2 separate regions of the Homo sapiens genome follow, and region 1 is linked to region 2. The links are chromatin loops, found by intact Hi-C in ENCODE. Cell type or tissue: OCI-LY7. All regions are shown on one strand. Each heading gives the region's core, and the rest is flanking DNA. Links, peaks and the distances in the headings are about the cores only.

Evidence for each region. A loop is a pair of places that touch in the nucleus more often than their neighbours do. Peaks named below come from ENCODE experiments on the same cell type or tissue, not always from the same donor. Only the 100,000 strongest peaks of a DNase experiment are listed, where the experiment ranks them.
Region 1: a loop joins it to region 2, with 10 times the contacts of the local background. A loop is called at or near these places in 11 of 110 quality-filtered maps.

Annotation. Positions count from the first base shown.
Region 1 is chr4:40,712,512-40,723,889 of GRCh38, forward strand. No RefSeq gene overlaps it. Among named protein-coding and RNA genes, the nearest start is that of NSUN7, 32 kb to the right of the region's middle. In OCI-LY7, for the core only: a CTCF peak has its summit at 6,723; a DNase peak (open chromatin) is centred at 6,690.
Region 2 is chr4:40,144,709-40,156,086 of GRCh38, forward strand. It overlaps N4BP2 (NEDD4 binding protein 2), which reads left to right. Exons shown (of 18, transcript NM_018177.6): 16 at 1-92; 17 at 8,072-8,195; 18 at 9,484-11,378. The coding sequence ends at 9,529. Among named protein-coding and RNA genes, the nearest start is that of RHOH, 47 kb to the right of the region's middle. RefSeq lists an enhancer at 2,883-3,664. In OCI-LY7, for the core only: a CTCF peak has its summit at 5,364 (motif pointing right); DNase peaks (open chromatin) are centred at 5,373 and 6,653; H3K27ac peaks cover 974 bases.

The DNA.
Region 1 (11,378 bases), core at 2,081-10,080, 570 kb after region 2:
TTTAGCCAATCTAAAATCTAAAGGATAAGATGAGGAATATCCTCTCAGCTTTTAGATTGAACATATAATAACCTGGATTTCTTTGTGTGATAACTTCACTGTGTTGTTTTTACATTTAAGTTTTTAATCTTCCTGGAATTTATTTTGTTTTGGTATAAAGTGAAGCTCCTGTTTCATTTTCTCCTATATAGATGACAGATATTTTAATTTCTTTGTTTGAAAAAAACTATAAGGCAATGTAAATAATATTTAGTGATGGTAGGTATCTCATTTTTTAATGAAAATGGTATTTGTGTTTTGCCATTGCATATTTGTTTGCTGAGTTTTGCCATTCTGAAGCACATTTAAGTACAGATGCTTCTCAACTTATGATGGGGTTATGTTCTGATAAACAACCCCAAGTCAAAGTAAGTCAAAAACGGATTTAATACAGCTTACCTACCAAACATTATAGCTTATCCTAGCTCACTTTATTTTTTTATTTTTATTTTTTGAGATGGAGTTTTGCTCTTGTCACCCAGGCTGGAGTGCAATGGTGTGATCTCTGCTCACTGTAACCTCTGCCTCCTGGGTTCAAGCGATTCTCCTGCCTCAGGCTGCCGAGTAGCTGGGACTACAGGCACGTGCCACCATGACCAGCCAATTTTTGTATTTCACCACGTTGGCCAGGCTTGTCTCAAACTCCTGACCTCAAGTCGTCCACCCACCTCGGTCTCCCAAAGTGCTAAGATTACAGGCATGAGCCACTACACCCAGCCACCTAGCTCACTTTAAACATGCAGAGTTGGAGGGAGGCAGGGAATGCAAAAAATAAAAAATAAAACATGCTCAGAACACTTATATTAGCCTAAACTTGGACAAAATCATCTAACACAATGCCTGTTTTATAATAAAGTGCTAAATATCTCATGTAATTTATTGAATACTGTATTGAAAGGGAAAAACAGAATAACTGTGTATTATCATAAAGTCAAAAATTATAAGTCGAGCCATCATAAGTCAGGGGCCATCTATAGTTTTCCTTATATTCTTATTCCTGATCAGGAATGGCCACTGAATTCTATCAAATAACTTTTTAGCATTTATTTATATGCTTATATTTTTCTTTTTGATTATTGATGCAATAGATTAAGTAATAGGTTATTTGATAATAAACCATTATTGTATTTCTGAAATAAATCCTGTTTGTTCATAGCATATTATGCTTTTGCTACATAGTTAGACCTTGCTAATATTTTATTTTGAATTTTTACATCTATACTCATAAGTGAGATCTTTATAGTTTTATGTTGTTGTCTTAGTTTGGTGCTGCTATAACAATATATTGGAGACTGGGTAATTTACAAAGAACAGAAATTTATTTCTCACAGTTCTGGAAGTTAGGAAGTCTAAAATCAAGGCACTGGTAGGCTCAGGTGTCTGATGAAGCTGCATCCTGGGAGGGAGCTGTGTCCTCACATGGCAGAGGAGTTCAGGAGCAATCTAGCTAAATGCTGAGTGAAGTCCTTTGCATAAGGACCTTAGTCCTATTAATGAGGGAGGAGCCCGCATGACCTAGTCATTAATACTATCATGTTGGCAACACCTTAATTTTGGAGGGGACACATCAAACTGTGGCAGGTCTTATATTTTTCCGGTTTTGGTATTCAAGTTTACTGTTTTACAAAATGAATTAGAAGAGTTTCTTCTGGAATGGTAAATATTGTAATTATCTCTTCTTTTAAAGTCAGATAGACTCAGCTGGAAAGCCATATGGTTTTGGTGGCCTTTTTTGATAGATTTCCAATCACCTTCTCAGTCTCTTCTATAGTAATTGGCCTATTCACATTTTTTTCTTCTTTTGGGGGTCAGTTTTACTCACTTTTTTTTTTTTAACCCAGGAACTCATTCATTTCCTCTGTTTTCAAACTGCTGCCATAGAACTGCATGAAGTGACCTCTAACAACTCCTTTCATCTTTCCTATGTCTGTGAATATGACTTCTTTCTCTTTCCTCATTTTGCCTCTTGCTACTCCTGTCAGTGAGCATAAGGTGGGAGGAGGGGAGGGGTACCTATTTCACTGATGTTTTCAAAAAACAGATTTTAGATTTATTTGTCCTATCATTTTGGTTTTTAAAATTTAATTGGTTTCCACTTTCGCCATTATTAATTACCTCTTCCTTGTTTGTTTGGTTATTTTTTCTTTTTCTCACTTCTAATCTCTTAAAATGGATTGCTCATTCTTTTAATTTTTTTAATTCTCTAATGATGGTTAAGTCTATGATAAACTTTTTAATTTTTTATTTGTTTATTTATTTTTGAGACAGGGTCTCACTCTGTCTCCCAGGCTGGAGTACAGTGGCATGATCACAGCTCACTGCAGCCTGGACCTCCCACGGTCCAAGTGATCCTTCTGCCTCAGCCTCCTGAATCGCTGTGATTACAGGTGCCTGCCACCATGCCAGTCTAATTTTTGTATTTTTAGTAGAGAAGGAGTTTCGCCATGTTGGCCAGGCTGGTCTCGAACTCTTGACCTCAGGTAATCTGCCTGCCTTGTCCTCCCAAAGTGCTGGGATTAGCGACTTGAGCCACCACACCTGGCCCATGATAAATTTTTCTTCTTCTTATTTTTGTAAATAAAATTTAAGTGGCCGGGCATGGTGGCTCATGCCTGTAATCCCAGCACTTTGGGAGGCCCAGGTGGGCGGATCATTCAGTGGATCACTTTGTCAGGAGTTCGAGACCTGCCTGGCCAACATGGCAAAAAACCTGCCTCTACTAAAAATACAAAAATTAGCCTGACCTGGTGGTGCACGCCTGTACTCCCAGCTACTCAGGAGGCTGAGGCAGGAGAATCACTCAAACCCGGGAGGCAGAGGTTGTGGTGAGCCGAGATCACACCACTGCACTCCAGCCTGGGTGACAGAGCTAGATTCTTGTCTCAAAAAAAAATAAAAATATATAATTTAAACGTTGTAAATTTATTTAAATAATTTTGCATCCTTACATAATATTCCTTATCTTGTTTTGTGCTTTCAGTCTTAATTTAATTTTGGTTTGTTTGTTTGTTTGTTTTTTGAGACAGAGCCTCACTCTGTCTCCCAGGCTGGAGTGCAGTGGTGCAATCTCTGCTCGCTGCAACTTCCACCTCCTGGGTTCAAGTGATTCTCCTGCCTCAGCCTCCCAAGTAGCTGGGATTACAGGTGCCTGCCACCACGCCTGCCTAATTTTTGTATTTTTAGTAGAGATGGGGTTTCACCATGTTGGCCAGGCTGGTCTTGAACTCCTGACCTCCAGTGATCCACCTGCCTCGGCCTCCCAAAGTGCAGGGATTACAGGCGTGCAGGTGCCTGGTCACCTGCAATTTTTCATTCCATTCATGGTTACTCCCCTTTCCCCAGTCCCAAATTGAAGATGGTTTGATTTACAATTTTTTGACTTTACCGTGGGATGAAAGCCATACAAATTCAGTAGAAATTGTAATTCAAGAACCCATAGGGGCTGGGCGCGGTGGCTCAAGCCTATAATCCCAACACTTTGGGAGGCCAAGGTGGGCAGATCACGAGGTCAGGAGATCGAGACCATTGTGGCTAACACGGTGAAACCCTGTCTCTACTAAAAATACAAAAAATTAGCTGGGAGTGGTGGTGGTTGCCTGTAATCCCAACTACTCGGGAGGCTGAGGCAGAAGAATGGCTTGAACCCAGGATGCGGAGCTTGCAGTGAGCTGAGATCCACCACTGCACTCCAGCCTGGGTGACAGAGCGAGACTCTGTCTCAAAAAAAAAAAAAAAAAAGAACCCATATGACCATTCTGTTTTCACTTTCAGTACAGTATTCAATAAATTCCATGAGATATTCAACACTTTATTATATAATAGGCTTTGTGTTACATGATTTTGCCCCACTGAAGGCTAATGTAAGTGTTCTGAGCATGTTTAAGGTAGGCTAGGCTAAGCTATGATGTTTGGTAGTCAGGTGTATTAAATACATTTCAACTTAGGATATTTTCAACTTACAATGATTTTATTGGGATGTAACCCCATTATAAGTTGAGGAGATTTGTATATATCTCTAGCATTATTTGTAAATCAGTCAATCCCTGAGACGCAGTGTTTTCCCCACCACAATGTTCTAATCCAGCTCTACCGCACCCCAACTCTCCTCTACCTCACAGTTAAGATTTTTATATAACATTTGTCCTCATTCTCCTTTTCTACTGTTCTCCTCTTGTTCATGAAACATCTGGAACACCTCCTCTTCCCTCCTCTAAAGACTTCAATAACCAGAGGACCTATTGCCTCTTGGTTTCATTTTAAAAATCTCCTATATAAAGCAACCAATAAGTCCAATCTTACCTATTTCATGGTTTGGTTGGAGCCTAAAGTGAGGAAATGTCTGTGCAAGCACCTTGTGATCTGTAAAAAAGGTATACACACATTAGGGCCAGGCGCGGTGGCTCACACCTGTAATCCCAGCACTTTGGGAGGCCGAAGCAGGTGGATCACCTGAGGTCAGGAGTCCGAGACCAGCCTGATCAACATGGAGAAACCCCATCTCTACTAAAAATACAAAATTAGCTGGGCATGGTGGTGTGTGCGTGTAATCCCAGCTACTTGGGACGCTGAAACAGGAGAATCGCTTGAACCTGGGAGGCGGAGGTTGCGGTGAGTCAAATTCTCCTAGAAGAGAGAGATATATACATGCTAGAGATATATACAAATCACGCCATTACACTCCACCCTGGGCAACAAAGTGAAACTCCATCTCATTAAAAAAAAAAAAAAAAAAAAAAAAAAAAAGGTATACACACATTAGGAAGAGAGGGTTTGTAGAGAGGACATGGTGTGCTGAATATGAAGTTTAACCTTTAAAGAATTTCTAGTAGGCATTACACTATGAAAAAACAAAGGAAATTGGCCCATGACTGTGTTTATTACAATGCTGATAATCACATTGTTTGCTGAATGTTACTATAGTACTATATAACAAAATCTAAGCACTTTGCAAAGTCCTCTATAATTTCAGCCTATTTCTTACCAAATTCTCTTAAGAAGCCCAGGATCAAGTGAACAGCCTTATTTACAGCAATCAACCACAACATTTCAAACTTAAATCATTGCATTTTAGAGCTTAAAAAAGGGTTCTAAAGAACTTTAATAACATGGACATTGTCATGATTATTATAATAACTATTATTTGTTGAGTGCTGATTGTGTCCTAAGAATGATGCTAAGGGTTTCACATATATTATCTCACTAAAGCCTTAAAATAACACTAATTGTCACTTGCTTAAAGTCATCCAGCTAATACCTGAAATAGGTTTAAAACCCTAGTCTGCTTGACTCTCAAGACTGGAATCTTGTCCTCCCTCCCCATTTTTGCCGATGAGAAAATAGACAAGCCTAGAAAGATTATATGAGTTGTCCAACATCATACAGCTATTAAGTAGCAGAACCAGAACTAAAATCTAGGCCAGGCACAGAGGCTCATACCTGTAATCCCAGCACTATGGGAGGCTACAGTGCAAGGATTGCTTGAGTCTAGCAGTTTGAGACCACCATGGGCAACACAGTGAGACCCCCTCTCTACAAAAAATTAAAAAAATTAGCTAGGCATGGTGGCATGTGCCTGTAGTACCATAAAGTAAAAAAAAAAAAAAAAAAAAAAAAAAAGAAAAGAAAAAAAAAAAGAAAGACTACATCTCCTATTCTTAAGCCCAGATTCTCTCCTTTATATAACACAGCCTGTTGGAGAACTAAGCACAGGGCACAAAATTTATTCAGTACTTAACAAAAGAAACATAGAAATAAAAACCTGAACTTCACATTCAGAAAACTAGTGATTACTGATTTTTAGTCTATTTTGCAGTCAACAGCAAAATATATTCAGTAGCCAGGATGGGAATTGGGAAAGCAGCATTAAGGCATTAAATAGGGTACATATTCATGGATCCTGGTCCCAAACTCAGTGAAGTGAACCATGATCTGTGAAAGTGGTTAGTAATCAAATGTTCCTATGGCATAGATACAGTAGAGGAATCCATGGAAGAACATAGAAAGCCTTGGAGCTAAGAAGCATGAAAGATGATTTAAAGGGGAGAGAGCTGTCCTGGATTGTTCATGGAGCAGAAACAGTCTCCCCAGATCTCTCCAAAGGGCTCTTCCCATGCCTTTGCTTTGTACCTTTGAATCTCCTGCACCTGGATGGCAGGGGGCCAAGAGGCCAGGGGAGTGTCTCAGGCCTGGGTGTTTTCAGGGCTGACCTAAACGTTCATCTCTGGAAAGCAGCAGGTGCCTTGTCAATCTCCCTAAGCCCTAGGAGAATGTAGAACAATGGCCTCCTCAGTCCCAGCAGTCAGCGCCAGCTCTCCTCAAGGCTACCTCCCTTCCATTTAAGTCCCTTTTTATTGAAGTCAGTTGAATGCTCTCTTATCCGCATTAAAGGGGCTTGGGCTGCTTGAAGCTACAATTAGATTTTTATGCCACCTGGGCATAGAAGGCTCACTTCATTTCCAATGTCTCACCATTTCAGTAGGTTTTTATTTTGAAGTTCACAATTAATTTTTGGTCAGCAAAGTATGAGATGAAAGGAAAACTAGACTGGTACACAAAATACTACCTGTGTTACACAGGGAGTCCAGGGCAAAAGACATTGTGACTCCTAACCAATCGTGAGAGGTATGCTCACAAGTGTATCAGCTCAAACCACTGTAATTGTTCCTACAACTCCCCTTGCTGGCCAATGTGAAGAGCGACACAAGAAAAATGAACACTTCTCAGTCTGTTACCTCTTCATCTTCCCTCATATCCAAATACCCCAAGAATGGAAAAAACAAGGGGGAAATGGTAAGGAAAAAAACCTAGCGTGAGGGGACTAAAATGGATAGCCTTTGTTTTCTCTGTTTTTGAGGGGCAGGGGGGTGTCAGCTATTCCAGTGGGAAATGCAATGAGATAATTATTTTGCTGAAGAAAAATGCCCTCCCCGGTGTAAAAACTGCATGCTATTCACCTTCATATACCTCATAAGAAATAACAGAAGTTACGTGGGCAAGAGTTATACCCAAAGCACCAGGGAGTCTAGATTTGTCAAAGCCATGACCTCTAGCTAATCACAGGGTAGTAGGAGAAAGTGAATTATATTTGTTAAATCTGGCAGTAATCATGATGAATTGCAAATTCCGAGTATCATCAATTTGGTTATCTCACTGAAATGACATTTTTAATTCAGTAGGAAAATTCCTGTTACATATATTTATTGAGAAATTAAAACATGACACTATACCCGATTCATTTAAATCTGATGGAAAGGTGACATCGGGAATATAGTCTATTAAATACACAAATTTCTGACAGGAACGTGCATTAGAGTGTTTTGGGAGACATAAGTAGCTATCAGCTATAAAAACTCATTGTCACTTGAAATTAGAGTAATAGTTCCTGTGCCCTGGAGCCTCATAACAGCAGATTTGTTCTTTCGTGTAGTTCTCCCATTATTAGTAGCCTCATCACTAGGTCACCTTCTGATCAAACCTTATGAACAAATTCTGTATAATCCAGAAGTGATTTTCCTCCCATTGGTTAAACTACTCTGAGAAAATAAGCTTCTTTGAAAGCCATTTTGAGGTTTTGCATTAACTCTGAAATTCCCTATTTAGTTAGTACTTTATGCTTTTCTAATAATTCATAAAATAATGTCCTCATGGCAATTATGTTTGGTGTTGATGAGCCAGAGTGATTGTATTACAGAATATCCATGATTTTTCATTGGATATTCTGTTAGCTATGATAATCCATGATTATTCATTGGACATTCAGTTAGCTAATGCAGAGGAAAAGATTTTCAAGTATCAGATCATTCCAATAAATTTTAAAAGTCTGCCTATCCTTGTTTCTGCTCATTGATCTTGCGTGTCTAACAATTATTCTGAGTTCTCTCAATGATGCTGGACATCGACATCTTTCAGGCATGACATCTAAAACAAGGACAATGATGTGGTGTTTGATGGTCAGGCCAAGCTAGAACATTGTGCAAGACTGAGGGGCTTGCAGTTGGATGCCACATTCTAAAAGGGACGTTGCCAAATGGGAGGGCCAAGTTGCAAAAATGAGGCCAGGATAGTAAGGGGACTCAAAGCATGTGATACCAGGAAAACGTGACTCCTCTGCCTTCTTGCATATCACCTTCTCCCACCTTCACCTCCTTCCCTTTACAGTTTAAGTTCCATGGTCCATTACTGCAACTACTCTTTTGCAAAAAACTCTGTCATCCTTGCTGCGTTTCATTCTTCCATTACAGGTGCCAGGCAAAAAGACCGACTCCAGATCAAACCACCTATCCGTTTCTCTGCTAAGATCCCCAGGCTGCTGACTTTGCAAGAAGAAATCTTACAAATGTACACATCAATTGCACTGTAAACTAATAGTCTCCATCCTTAACTGGTTCCTCAAAACGACATGGTAGTCATTTAGTATTTTCCTAGGTGGCTCTCTCTCCTTTGCACAGTGCTTCACAGAATTCAACGTTTTCACTTTCCTCAAAATCTGACGCCTGCCTTCCTCCCCAACAGAGAAGATAATGCTATTAAGGAACTCCTTCACCTTCTCACCCTAACCAGTGGTATGAGTAAATGCCTGATAACTGGCTCTCCAGATGTCAGGGTATGGGGAAGTACTGATGTATAGTATTTACTAATTTCCATGATGTAAATATCCCCACTGTGGCTGAATTCCAGCTGTTAATGTGAGGTTAACCAATTAGCAAAATTGCTGAAAATTTAACAATTGGCTCCTGTGAGCTTGTAGGAGCTGGTTCCAGCACCCACTGCATACAACTCAGAAACTTAAATGGATCCAAGGCATCCTATCCTCCTTCCCACATCTGTTACAATAGGAGAGAGGTCTCTCCTATTCTCCTCCTATCTAAAGCAAATGATCTGCCTTCTATGGTATCTTGTTCTATCAATTAAAATCCTTTTTTCTTGTATCTTCTACTTCCCCCTAACCTCTTTTTTTTTTTTTTTTTTTTTTTTTACAGAGCCTGGCTCTGTCGCCCAGGCCGGAGTGCAGTGGCACAATCTCAGCTCACTGCAAAGTTCGCCTTCCAGGTTCAAGTGATTCTCGTGTCTCAGCCTCCCAAGTAGCTGGGATTACAGGTGCCTGCCACCATGCCCGGCTAATTTTTGTATTTTTAGTAGAGACGGGTTTTCACCATGTTGGCCAAGCTGGTCTCGAACTCCTGACCTCAAGTGATCCGCTCGCCTCGGCCTCCTGAAGTGCTGGGATTACAGGTGTGACTCACCATGCCTGGCCCTGAACCTCCCCCTTTTTTACTGACTGACTTCTTTTTCTCATTTAAACTTAGTTAACCCTGTCCCACCTTTTCTATTTGTTTGTTTTAAGAACCAACTCTATTTGACTCCACATTTCCCTCTGGTTATGTCACAGATCTACTTCATAAAAGAATGGTTTCCACTGCCTGACTTACTCATCTGCTTACTGAAATCTGGGTTTCCACTGAAATCTCCTAAGTTACTAACAACTTCCTTGTTACTAAATTCAATAGCAAATTTCAGTCCTTGCTCTACTGACCTCTCTTTAGCAGCTGACACATTTGACCACTTCTTTCCTTGGCCTCTGTGACTCGATGATCCTACGATTCTCCTCATTCCTCTTGGCCTCACCTCTGTTTCCTTTTCTGGCTCCTCCCTTCTGTCTTTCTCTGACTTGTTAGTGTTTCCCCATGGTTCTACCAAAAGATAAGAGATCCCTTCTCTTTTCATTCTACTTTCCCTGGATCTGATCTCCTCCCATGGCTACAATTACCATCCCCAGGTGGATGACTAGTGATGGTTCCAGGCCAAGTCTTTGCATCTAGTAGGCATATTTGTTTGAATATCTTTGGAAGTATCATGATCGTAACATTTCTAAACTGAAAGCTCCCCAAATCGCCTCCCTTTCTGTGCTCCTGGAACAGTGAAGGGCCCCAAGTTGCCCATGCCAGAACCTTGATTCCTTTTCTCTGATACCTCATTCCAATTAATCACTAAGTCCTGCTGATTCAACTTCACATCTCTTACTCCTGTCTACCTCTCATCATCCTCAGGGTTACCACCCTGGTTCAGGCACACTACCTCTCACCAAGGTTATCCTTCCTGGTCTCCTAACCGGTCTTTCCACTTCCAGCCTTGCCTCACCCCAATCCATCCTACATTCTGCAGTGATGTCTCAAAAACGCAAATGTGATCATGTCATTTGCCTCTTCAACAGCTTCTGATGGTTCCCCTTTGTTTTGTCACATGAGTGGTCTGACCCTCATCTGCCTCTTCCTGCTCCCCACCGCATTTCCACTGATCTAAACTTTTTTCAGTTCCCTAAGCATACCATGTGCTGTTTCATCTGTGGGCCTTTAACTATACTGTTTACTTTGCCAAGAACACCATAATTTACTTCCTGGTGAATAGAGACAGGAAGTAAATTATATTCATAATCTCTCTTACCGTAACTTACTGCTTCTTAGACATTACTTACTGCTTCTTAGAAATTACTTCCTGCATAAGTGCCGCTGACCCAGCCCCCTCCACCTCCTGCAATGTTTGTTTAACTTGTCTGTCTCCCTGATAAACACTAACCTCCATAAGGACTGGGACCTTGTCTATTCTCTTCACCCCTGTATCCCCATTGATTTAAATCAATAACTCCATCCTCATTCTACCCCCTGCAGCCCCTGGCAATCAATCACCAATTTACTGTCTCTATGGAATTCAACCTCCCTCAGCAAGTTGCCAGTGGGAAATACTGAGCCTAGACCTACTATTAACTTTTAAAATAAGAATATTGAGTTAGTAATTAAGTGCCAATTATTAAACTTTTTTGTGCCTTATTTCCTTAACTTTGAAAGGATGCCTACTCATTCAAGGGCCCAAGCCAGATGACCTGCAGGGGTTTTTTTTGGTTTTGTTTTTTTTCTTTTTTGAGATTGTGTTTCGCTCTTGTTGCCCAGAGTGCAATGGTGTGATCTCGGCTCACCGCAAACTCTGCCTCCTGGGTTCAAATGATTCTCCTGCCTCAGCCTCCAGAGTAGCTGGAATTACAGGCACATGCCACCACGCTCGGCTGATTTTGTATTTTTAGTAGAGACAGGGTTTTTCCATGTTGGTCAGGCTGGTCTCGAACTCCTAACCTCAGATGATCCACCTGCCTCGGCCTCCCAAAGTGCTGGGATTACAGGCATGAGCCGCCGAACCCAGCCTGACCTGTAGTTTTAATTGCTTGACAGTCATATAAAACTTTGCCTTATTCAGCTTCTCATTTATGGTTCTGGTCAATTCATAGAATTTCCACTTACAGGAATGTCAGTTTCTGTGGCAGGAAGCAAAACCTCTCAGTATGCTCTGAG
Region 2 (11,378 bases), core at 1,634-9,633:
GCTGCTGCCACAGAATGTTTTAGACCTCCATGGGCTGCATGTGGATGAAGCTCTAGAACATTTGATGAGAGTTTTAGAGAAGAAGACTGAAGGTAGGACTGTGGTAATCACAAGTTTTCAATAGAATATATGTCTTTGCTTATATTGGTATAGCTTGCAAATTCAGGAGAGTCTGAATATGCAGGCTGAGAATATCTGTGTAACATCTGTAAATGTTTATGTTATTCATTCTTCAAGAGAACCTTCTTGGGAAAGGATCCTCATTGGTATGATGATTAACATTTTCTTCATTTGTATTCCTGTGCTGTATTTATTAACGGGAGGGCATGGTGTAATCTGCGAATCCTCTCTGTGACTTATAAATGAGACCTTTCAGGAATATTACATATCTTTGTCCAATAGACATTTATTAAACTTAATTGATATTTCTTGGATTTCAATTTTTCAGTAGATGCTTGATAAAATACAGAAGTAAATAAGGTGATAGGATTCTCCCACTCCAGTAGTTTTTTTGTTTGTTTGTTTCTTTTTCTGAGACATAATCTCACTCTGTTGCCCAGGCTGGAGTGCAGTGGTGCCATCTCGGTTCACTGCAACCTCTGTCTCCTGGGTTCAAGCCATTCTCGTGCCTCAGCCTCCCGAGTAGCTGGGATTACAGGCGGGTGTCACCAAGCCTAGCTAGTTTTTGTATTTTTAGTGGAGACAGGGTTTTACCATGTTGGCCAGGCTGGTCTTGAACTCCTGGCCTCAAGCAATCCACCTGCCTTGGCTTCCCAAAGTGAGCTACTGCTCCTAGCCTGACCCCAGTTGTTTTTAAATTGAATTTTGGAAATCTTGTAGAAAATCTAGAAAACAGTAAAGATTAGAAAAGAGAAACTTTAAGAGCCGTTTAAATTATTATTTAATCCAGAGAGAAGAAAACTCTTCAAGTATATAGAAGTGTTATGAAAGAATATTCTTTCTATAGAGGATGAATTAATAGTGTTTTACTCAATAAATATTTGATTATCTTCTGTATTCTAGGCATCAAGGATAAGGTGGTGAAAAAGACACACAATCCTTGTCTTTATTGGAGTTTATTGTCTAGTGGGGTATACCATCTAGTAGGATAGATAACAGTGAAAAAATAGTTACATAAGTAATTAGCATTGTGATAAGAAAATACAAGTTGTGGCCGGGTGCGGTGGCTCATGCCTGTAATCCCAGCACTTCGGAGGCCGAGGTGGGCGGATCACCTGAGGTCTGGAGTTCGAGACCAGCCTGGCCAACATGGTGAAACCCCGTCTCTACTAAAAATACAAAAATTAGCCAGGCATGGTGGCATGCACCTGTAATCCCAGCCACTTGGGAGGCTGAGGCAGGGAGAATTACTTGAACCCTGGAGGCGGAGGTTGCAGTGAGCCAAGATCACGCCACTGCCCTCCAGCCTGGGTGACAGAGCGAGACTCTTTCTCAAAAATAAATAAATAAATAAATAAATAAAATAAAATAAAATAAGAAAATACAAGTTGTATTTAGGATAAATTCTAAAATCCCTACATAATATCTCTTGCTTACCTCTCCAGTCTCACCCTGTGTTTTTTTCTCCTTTTCTGTATATTTAACTACACTGTCAGTCTTGACCCCCATACTAGTTAGGCCCCCTGTTAATAACTTCTCACAGTACTCCTACCTCTCACAGTGTTTATAAAAAGCTTATTGTATAATTGGTTATTAAATACCTGTCTTTTTGGCCAAGAATTGAGCCAGTGATGATCATGTTTTTTCTTCAACACTCAAAAAAGTTTTTGAATAAATGACTAAATAATGGTAGTTATTACTCTTATTTTTTTGACAAATAAGATTGTTTATATTGAAAGTATGCAATGTGATGATTTGATAAATGTACACATTGTAAAGTGATTACCACAATGAAGTACTTTAGCACATACATCACCTATTGTTACCATTTTGTGTGTGGGGGATGAGAACACCTATGACTTACTCTCATAGCAAATTTCAAGTATATGATATAGTGCTATTAAATATTATTACCATGCTACACATTAGCTCAGCAGAATGTATTCTTTTTAAGCTTGTACCCTTTGACCAGCATTTCATTTCCTCCTCTCTATTCTGGCCCCTGGCAACTACCATTCTATTATGTTTCTATGTGTTTGGCTTTTTTTTTTTTTTTTTTTTTCCCCAGGTAATGTTTTTATTTTTATTTTTTTATTTTTTTTATTGATCATTCTTGGGTGTTTCTCGCAGAGGGGGATTTGGCAGGGTCATAGGACAATAGTGGAGGGAAGGTCAGCAGATAAACAAGTGAACAAAGGTCTCTGGTTTTCCTAGGCAGAGGACCCTGCGGCCTTCCGCAGTGTTTGTGTCCCTGGGTACTTGAGATTAGGGATTGGTGATGACTCTTAACGAGCATGCTGCCTTCAAGCATCTGTTTAACAAAGCACATCTTGCACCGCCCTTAATCCATTTAACCCTGAGTGGACACAGCACATGTTTCAGAGAGCACAGGGTTGGGGGTAAGGTCATAGATCAACAGGATCCCAAGGCAGAAGAATTTTTCTTAGTACAGAACAAAATGAAAAGTCTCCCACGTCTACTTCTTTCTACACAGACACAGCGACCATCCGATTTCTCAATCTTTTCCCCCACCTTTTCCCCTTTTCTATTCCACAAAACCGCCATTGTCATCATGGCACGTTCTCAATGAGCTGTTGGGTACACCTCCCAGACGGGGTGGTGGCCGGGCAGAGGGGCTCCTCACTTCCCAGAAGGGGCGGCCGGGCAGAGGCGCCCCCCACCTCCCGGACGGGGCGGCTGGCCGGGCAGAGGCGCCCCCCACCTCCCTCCCGGACATGGCGGCTGGCCGGGTGGGGGCTGACCCCCCCACCTCCCTCCCGGACGGGGCGGCTGGCCGGGCGGGGGCTGACCCCCCACCTCCCTCCCAGACGGGGCGGCTGGCCGGGTGGGGGCTGACCCCCCACCTCCCTCCCAGACGGGGCGGCTGGCCCTCACTTCCCAGACGGGGTGGCTGCCGGGCGGAGGGGCTTCTCACTTCTCAGATGGGGCGGCTGCTGGGCGGAGGGGCTCCTCACTTCTCAGACGGGGCAGCCAGGCAGAGACGCTCCTCACCTCCCAGACGGGGTCGCGGCCAGGCAGAGGCGCTCCTCACATCCCAGACGGGGCGGCGGGGCAGAGGCGCTCCCCACATTTCAGACGATGGGCGGCCGGGCAGAGACGCTCCTCACTTCCTAGATGGGATGGCAGCCGGGAAGAGGCGCTCCTCACTTCCCAGACTGGGCAGCCAGGCAGAGGGGCTCCTCACATCCCAGACGGGGTGGCGGCCGGGCAGAGGCTGCAATCTCCGGCACTTTGGGAGGCCAGGGCAGGCGGCTGGGAGGTGGAGGTTGTAGCGAGCCGAGATCACGCCACTGCATTCCAGCCTGGGCACCAATGAGCACTGAGTGAACGAGACTCCGTCTGCAATCCCGGCACCTCGGGAGGCCGAGGCTGGCAGATCACTCGCGGTTAGGAGCTGGAGAGCAGCCTGGCCAATACAGCGAAACCCTGTCTCCACCAAAAAAATAAGAAAACCAGTCACGCATGGCGGCGCGCGCCTGCAATCGCAGGCACTGGGCAGGCGGAGGCAGGAGAATCAGGCAGGGAGGTTGCAGTGAGCCGAGATGGCAGCAGTACAGTCCAGCTTCGGCTCGGCATCAGAGGGAGACCGTGGAAAGAGAGGGAGAGGGAGACTGTGGGGAGAGGGAGAGGGGGAGGGGGAGGGGGAGAGGGAGTTCGGCTTTTTTAGGTTCCACATGTAAGTGAGATCATACAGGATTTGTCTTTCTGTGTCTGGCTTATTTCACTTAGTATAATGCCCTCCAGCCACATCTGTATTGTTGCAAATGGCAGGATTTTCCCCTTTTAAAAAATTTTTAATTAAATTTTTATTTTTATTTAAAAGAAATAGGAGGTCTCAGTGTGTTGCTTAGACTGGTCTCGAACTTCTGGGCTCAAGTGATCCTCCCACCTTGGCCTTCCAAAGTGCTGAGATTGCAGATGTGAGCCACCATGCCTGGCCTGAGCCACTGTGCCTGGTCCCCTTTTTATTGTTGAATAATATTCCATTGTGTCTATATCACATTTTTTTATCAATTTATCCATCGATGGACAATTAGGTTGTTTCACCCAGCCTGGATGACAGAGTGAGACTCTCTAAGAAAAAAAAAATTGAAAAATCGAAAAACAGAAAAATGAAATGGAAAGTAATCAGTATTGTTAAGGATGTGGATAAATTGGAGCCCTCATATATTGCTAGTGTAGCCACTGTGAAAAATTTCACTAGTTCTTTGAAAGGTTAAACATATAATTAACCGTATGACCCAGTAATTCTGCCCCTAACTATGTACCCAAGAGAAATAAAAACACAATATGTCTTTACGGAAACTTGCATATGAATGTCTGCAACAGCCAAAAGGTGGTGGTAACCTAAAAGTTCATTAACTGATGAATAGAGAAACAAAATGTGGTAAATCTATACAATGAAATTTAATTTAGCCATGTAGAGAAATGGCGGACCTTGTAAACATTATTCTTTGTGAAAGATGAAGGCAGATAAAAAGCCATATGTTGTATGATTTCATTTTTACCAAATGTTCTGAGTATGTAAATCTAGAGAGACAAAAATTTGATTAGTGGTTGCTGGGACTGGAATGGCAAGAATATGAGCAGTGACTGCTATGAGGCACAGAATTTCTTTGTGAAATGATGGAATGTTCTGGAATTAGTGGTGGTGGTTGCACAACATGATGAATATGCTAAAAACCGCTTAATTGCATATTTTAAAATGGTTAGTTTTATGTTAATTTTATCTCAATTAAAAAAATTGTAAGAAGAGAAAAAGAGGCCAGGCTCAGTGGCTCATGCCTGTAATCCCAGCACTTTGGGAGGCCGAGGCTGGCGGATCACGAGGTCAGGAGATCAAGACCATCCTGGCTAACACAGTGAAACCCCGTCTCTACTAAAAATACAAAAAAAAATTAGCTGGGCATGGTGGCGGGCACCTGTAGTCCCAGCTACTTGGGAGGCTGAGGCAGGAGAATGGTGTGAACCAGGGAGGCGAAGCTTGCAATGAGCCGAGATCGAGCCACTGCACTCCAGCCTGGGTGACAGAGCGAGACTCCATCTCAAAAAGAAAAAAAAAAAAAAAAGAAAGAAAAGAAAAAAGAGCTAAGTAATTTGCCCAAGGTAATACTTGGTCAAGATCCAAGATGCAGATCTTTTCTGGAAGCCAAGGCCCATCTCTAGTGCATGCTGCCACCTGTGGTAGTCTGTAGTTACTGTCAGTCACCACCAGGTGGCAGTATTGTTGAATAGAAATGAATCCAGTGGAAGATTTGTGGCTCTGACCTGCATTGCCTTTTGACATAAGATTAAGGAGTGTTAAAATCGGAGATGAATTTTTTAAAAAAGAGAGACATCTGGACCTTATGTCCCTTCTGGTTGAAATATACACTGCTACGTACGAATCATTTTTGCCTCCAAATCAAACTAGGAGCAGATCAAACCTTTAGAACTGACTACCATTTTATAGGGATTTACAGGGGACAGAGGAACATGTTAAACAACACCATGGGGATACAGTCAGCAAAATTCAGATTGTGAAAATCTAGGATAGGCTGGGTGTGATGGCTCATGCCTGTAATTCCAGCACTTTGGAAGGCCGAGGCAGTCAGATCACTTGAGGTCAGGAGTTTGAGACCAGCCTGGCCAACATGGTGAAACCACGTCTCCACTAATAATATACAAAAATATTAGCTGGGCATGATGTCTCAGGCCTGTAATCCCAGCCACTCTGGAAACTGAGGCAGAAGAATCGCTTGAACCCAGGAGTCAGAGGCTGCAGTGAACCGAGATCATCCCACTGCACTTCAACCTGGGCAACAGAGTGAGACTCTGTCTCAGGGGGAAAAAAAAAAAAGAGGAAGTCTAGGATAAATGATCCAATTTTTTTCAATAAATTGTAAAGAAAAACACCAGGGGAGGGGAAACCTTGTTACTTAAGAAATATATCAATCAAATAGAATGTATAGACTTATTTCAATCTTGATGCCAACAAATTACTGTAAAAACATATTTTTGAGATAATTGGGGGAAATTTTGGAAACTAATGATATTAAGGGACTTTTATTAATTTTATAAGATATGATGGTGCCATTGTAGTTATGCTTTTTAAAGGAGTCCTTATCTTTTATGAGGTATGTACTGAAATATTTGCAGTTGAAGTATCTGGAGTGTGCTGAAAAATGAGTTAAACAGTCCTTTCTAAGGCGTTAAACAGCAAGAACAGCCTGTATTTGGGAAACGAAACATATACATTACTTCATGCAACAAACATCCTTTGAACTCTTACTTGAGGCATGTGAATCAACTAGAGAATATTTTCAGAGCAATAAGTGAACTATTAGCAGGTGATAATCGTATAAATGACTGACCTAAGTGATAAGGGGAGCCATAGTGAAGAGTGTGAGTTATGATTAGAGATTTAGTTGGGCTTTTTTTGTAAGTAAACTTTTTCTTTTTGAGATGGGAGTCTGGCTCTGTTGCCCAGGCTGGCAGTTGGTTGTGACCTTGGTTCACTGCACCCTCCACCTCCCAGGTGCAACCCATCCTCCTACCTCAGCTTCCCAAGTAGCTGGGACTACAGGTGCGCCTCGCCATGCCCTGCTAATTTTTGTATTTTCAGTAGAGATGGGGTTTTGCCGTGTTGCCCAGGCTGGTCTTGAACTCCTGAGCTCAAGTGGTCCACCTTCCTTAGCCTCCCAAAGTGCTGAGATTACAGGCATGAGCCACTGTCCCTGGCCAATGTAAAACTTTTATGCGTAATATAACATATGTAAAGAACAGTGCCCAAAATTATAGGTATATAGTGCAAAAACTTTGTAAAAAGTTCGTAAAAAGGTTTTACACTATATACCTAGAATTTTGTGCACTGTGAATACCTTTGTGAAGCTAGCACTCAGTTGAATTTTGAGCAACATATTGCTTGAAGTAATGGATGTGGATTAGAGATGGAGATCATAGACAAGGAATTAGAAATGCAAGAGCAACATATTCTTTTAAAATTCCAGGCTGAATATCATCTTGGAGATATGATACTTGAAAAACCATTTGTTTGTATTCTATTAGGAGTATTAGGACAATTTAATAAGCAGACCGTGGAATGTTTATATTTTGTGTGTTTTAAATTTATTAATTCATCTCATTAATAGTTTTTTTGTTGTTTTTGTTATTCTGCTACAGCTTTTATTAGTTTTCAGGATTTATATCCTTGATTTTCACAAGGTCATTTCCAAAATGGAACTTCAGTATTTTAGGAGGCTCAGACTCCTTTGATGTTTTAAGAACTATCTATCAGGAAAAGTTTGTTAACAATTGATTATCTTTAATAGTAAGACTGCAATCCAGCTGTGACTAGTGGATTTGCTAATAGCTATTACTGGAAGATAATCTATAAACTAGTTGCTATCATTATCCCTTTTTCCTGATGAGAAAATAGGCACAAAAGAAGCTAAGTAACTTGTCCATGGTCACACAGTCATTTAGTGGCAGAGCTATGATTCAGAACAAAGCTTGATGGCTTTAGAATATTTAATTAACAGGGTTGTTGTGAAGATTCTTAGTTAATAAATATAAGCCACTTAAAGCAGTACTTGACTCCTTTTGTATAGTAATTGTTAGGTATCATTAATGGTATTATTGCCATTATCATTATTTCAGGGAGAACTTCTGGTAGTGCACAGAAATCTCTTCCCCCATAAAGGAAGAAGTCCCACCAAATCTTTTGATGGATAGATTACAATGAGGCTATGTGTTTTAAAACATACATCTTAAAACATTAATTTGGGGGCTTTTTGAGATAGCAAATCTGTCTTACTATTACAGTTTTGAGATGGCAAACCCCAAAATCCTCATGAAAACAATTTCATGTGCTTGAGTAGCTAAGGTTTACGTTTTCTATTGAGAATGTAAGATAAATGAATTTTAACTCCCCTGATTTCTGTTGTAACAGAATTTAAGCAGAACGGTGGGAAGCCCTATTTGTCTGTGATTACGGGGAGAGGAAACCACAGCCAGGGAGGAGTTGCTCGCATCAAACCAGCTGTCATTAAGTACCTCATAAGCCATAGCTTCAGGTGAGTGTAGATTTCTGTTATTAATAATGGCAACTGCCCATATAGATCTTTATCAGATATTTCTGTGAGTATAGATTTCTGTTATTGATAATAGCAATAGCCCTAATATAGCTAGGTAAATAAACACTAATAGCGTACTCAGAACAATCTGTTAAAATAGTTAACTAAATTTAATCATCTGATTTCAGCCACAGATTCATGCTTAAATTATGATATAACTTTCCCTGCTGGATTTATGTTGTCTGGTAAACCAGAAATAAGGAAAAATGTGTTTGTTGCCAATAATCATCTGATAAAACTTTCTATCATAAATTTAAAGTTCTAAAAGAAAGTAAATATATTTGTTTCTTTGATAATATGCAAAATAATTAGGTAATATGTATCATACTTTAAGATTTGCTATTATTCTTTTGAAAGGAAATCAGTATTTGTGGATTTTGGATGGAATTGGGTGGCTTCTATTGAAATATAGTTATAATTTAGGTACGTTTAAACTTTAGCAGAAATGTTCAGTTAATATGAATTTATTTGTGTTTTCATAAGTTAAATGCCATTAATGACCTGTGTTGACAAACATGAAATGTTCTTTTTCATTAAGTGATAATTATTTAATAACAGAAAATGACAAGAAAGTCAAAGATGAAATATCTGTTGATGGATAGATTTCCTGCAGATGTGTATCATTAACTCCTACCCACCAATTTCAGTGTAGCATATTTATTTTATGCCATGTAATAAGATGTTATTTGGCTACATTATCGAAAATGATAGCATAAGTTATGAGCATAAAACAGGTGACATCAGGGTTATTTTTATAAAAGGAGTAGTTAGACCAGAACATTATGTTGAGATTAATTATCTATTTTAGAGACTAGTCTTCCTTTAAATTCTCTCCGGATAGAGTTGAAAGCATTGCATGGCCAGATTAATCAGACTTACCTGATATATCAGAGATTTCTTCTTGGTGCTTTCATGATGCACCAAGGACTTTATTCTTCCTACAGCATACTCTTTTTCATAAAGGTAAAATTCAGGCCTCACAGGTTTTGACAAATCTTAAGTTATACTAAGTCAAGAGCAACCTCCAGCTTTAAGATTGTATTTGTTTTGACCGTAGATAAAAGGAACACAAACCTAGATGTTGGTCTTGGATATTGACTTAATAAGGGTCAATACTTTGGTAGTAAATATTATATTAAGCGTAGGTACTTGGAATTGATTACAAGGTATATTCCTTAGCTAATTTGAAATTTTCATCTTTAAAATAACTCTTTTCTCATTTCTGCAGGTTCTCTGAAATTAAACCAGGGTGCTTGAAAGTCATGCTAAAGTAAAATAAACATCCTTGAATTAGAAGTATGAAGGTTTGTAGGTTAAAATTACTTTTATTTGCAGTAATTCAGTCAATTCTACCCTAAAGATGTGTTTTATTATAAATAATATTCAATTATGAAACAAAAAAATTATGATGTTTTTCAAAATGCAAGTGAGGTTTGATTTTTTACTGAATCAAATGCAAATGTTACCTGTTAAAGATATTACAGAGAAATTTTATTGATTACAAAATATGTAAGAAAATTATCAGCTACAGTTTTAAAGTTTAAAATGCTCTGATTGTTTCTCAGAAAAGGTTACCTTTGTATTAATTGTTGTATGACATTTAGTAATGTCCTAAAAGTCTTTTGTGAGAGGTATTTAAAGTGCTTTGAGACCTGATTCATGCCCCCCAAAGGGTGGTATTAAAAGAGGAAAAAGGACATAGTAGTGGTAGTAAAGAAAAAAAGGAGATCTAACAAAAACACTTGAATATTTTTTATTTTCAAAACTAAACACATAAAATGCTTTTATTTTGCCATATCCTACAGGAAGGAAGACATGCTTTTGCCCTTTCTTCTGCTTTGTATATGACCTTGATCTTTTACCTTTTGTTCTGTTCTTCTGTGTGCATTTTATGGAAAGAAAGTTGGGTCTGAGATTATATTGTAATTTTATACTTTCTATAGACAGAAAGGTTTTCAGAGAAAAAGAAATGGTTAAATATCTTCCAGATGTTGCTGCCTTATCGAAATGCTTCTAGAACTGTCTGTATAAGTCGTATTTCAGACAGTACTAAATACTTATATTTTATTTTTGAGGCATGTAATTTTAAAACTGCAGTAGGTTAAAATTCTATTAAACAAATATAGAAAATATTTTGTTTATAATTGGCCTGGTGTGGTGGCCCACGCCTGTAATCCCAGCACTTTGGGAGGCCGAGGTAGGTGGATCGCCTGAGGTCAGAAGTTCAAGACCAGCCTGGCCAACATGGTGAATCCCCGTCTCTATTAAAAATACAAAAATTAGCTGGGTGTGGTGGCGTGTGCCTGTAATCCCAGCTACTTGGGAGGCTGAGGCAGGAGAACCGCTTAAACCTGGGAGGTGGAGGTTGCAGTGACCCGAGATCGAGATCACACCACTGCACTCAGCCTGGGTGACAGAGCAAGACTCCGTCTCCAAAAAAAAAAAAGAAAAAAAAGAGAAAATATTTTGGTTATAATCATAAGAAGAATCCTTACAATTTAAAATATTTTCACTTTTATTTTGAAAAAGAGCCAACTTTCTCAAAGGAAGCTGTCATTAACTTCTGTTGTTTGGTTAGCTAATAAATTCTGTTAGTATGCAAGTTAAACCTGTGTAAAGGAGGTTATAATGTGGTAAGGTATAATTTTCCAATATGAGACAATGGCTTAAATTTGCCTTTGGAGATGGAGAATATTTTCAACATACATAATTTTAACAAATAGTTTTGTTGCTTTTTGTTAAGCTTAAAAAAAAATTTGGATCAGAAATTATAGGATTGAGCTGGTACCAAAAGAATCCTAAAGTACAGAATGGTTTTCCAAAAGAGCAGACATTTCAATGAAAATAAAACCCCAAAACATTTTTTTTATATATCATGATTGCATGCTTTTAAAATAAGGAGGCTTATCATTGAATTTTAGTTCCATAAAAATGAAAATACATGTTTATTATTTAGAAATGGTTAGTGACTGGTATTGAAGTATTATTCACACTTATGTTTGTAATAATTTATTTAAAGAATGCCAACAGTTTAGCACACTTTTGTAATCTCTAGAACAGTTCTATACATTAAAAATAAACATTAAAAATAAAGCAGTTCCTTTAAACAACTTACTATGAAAC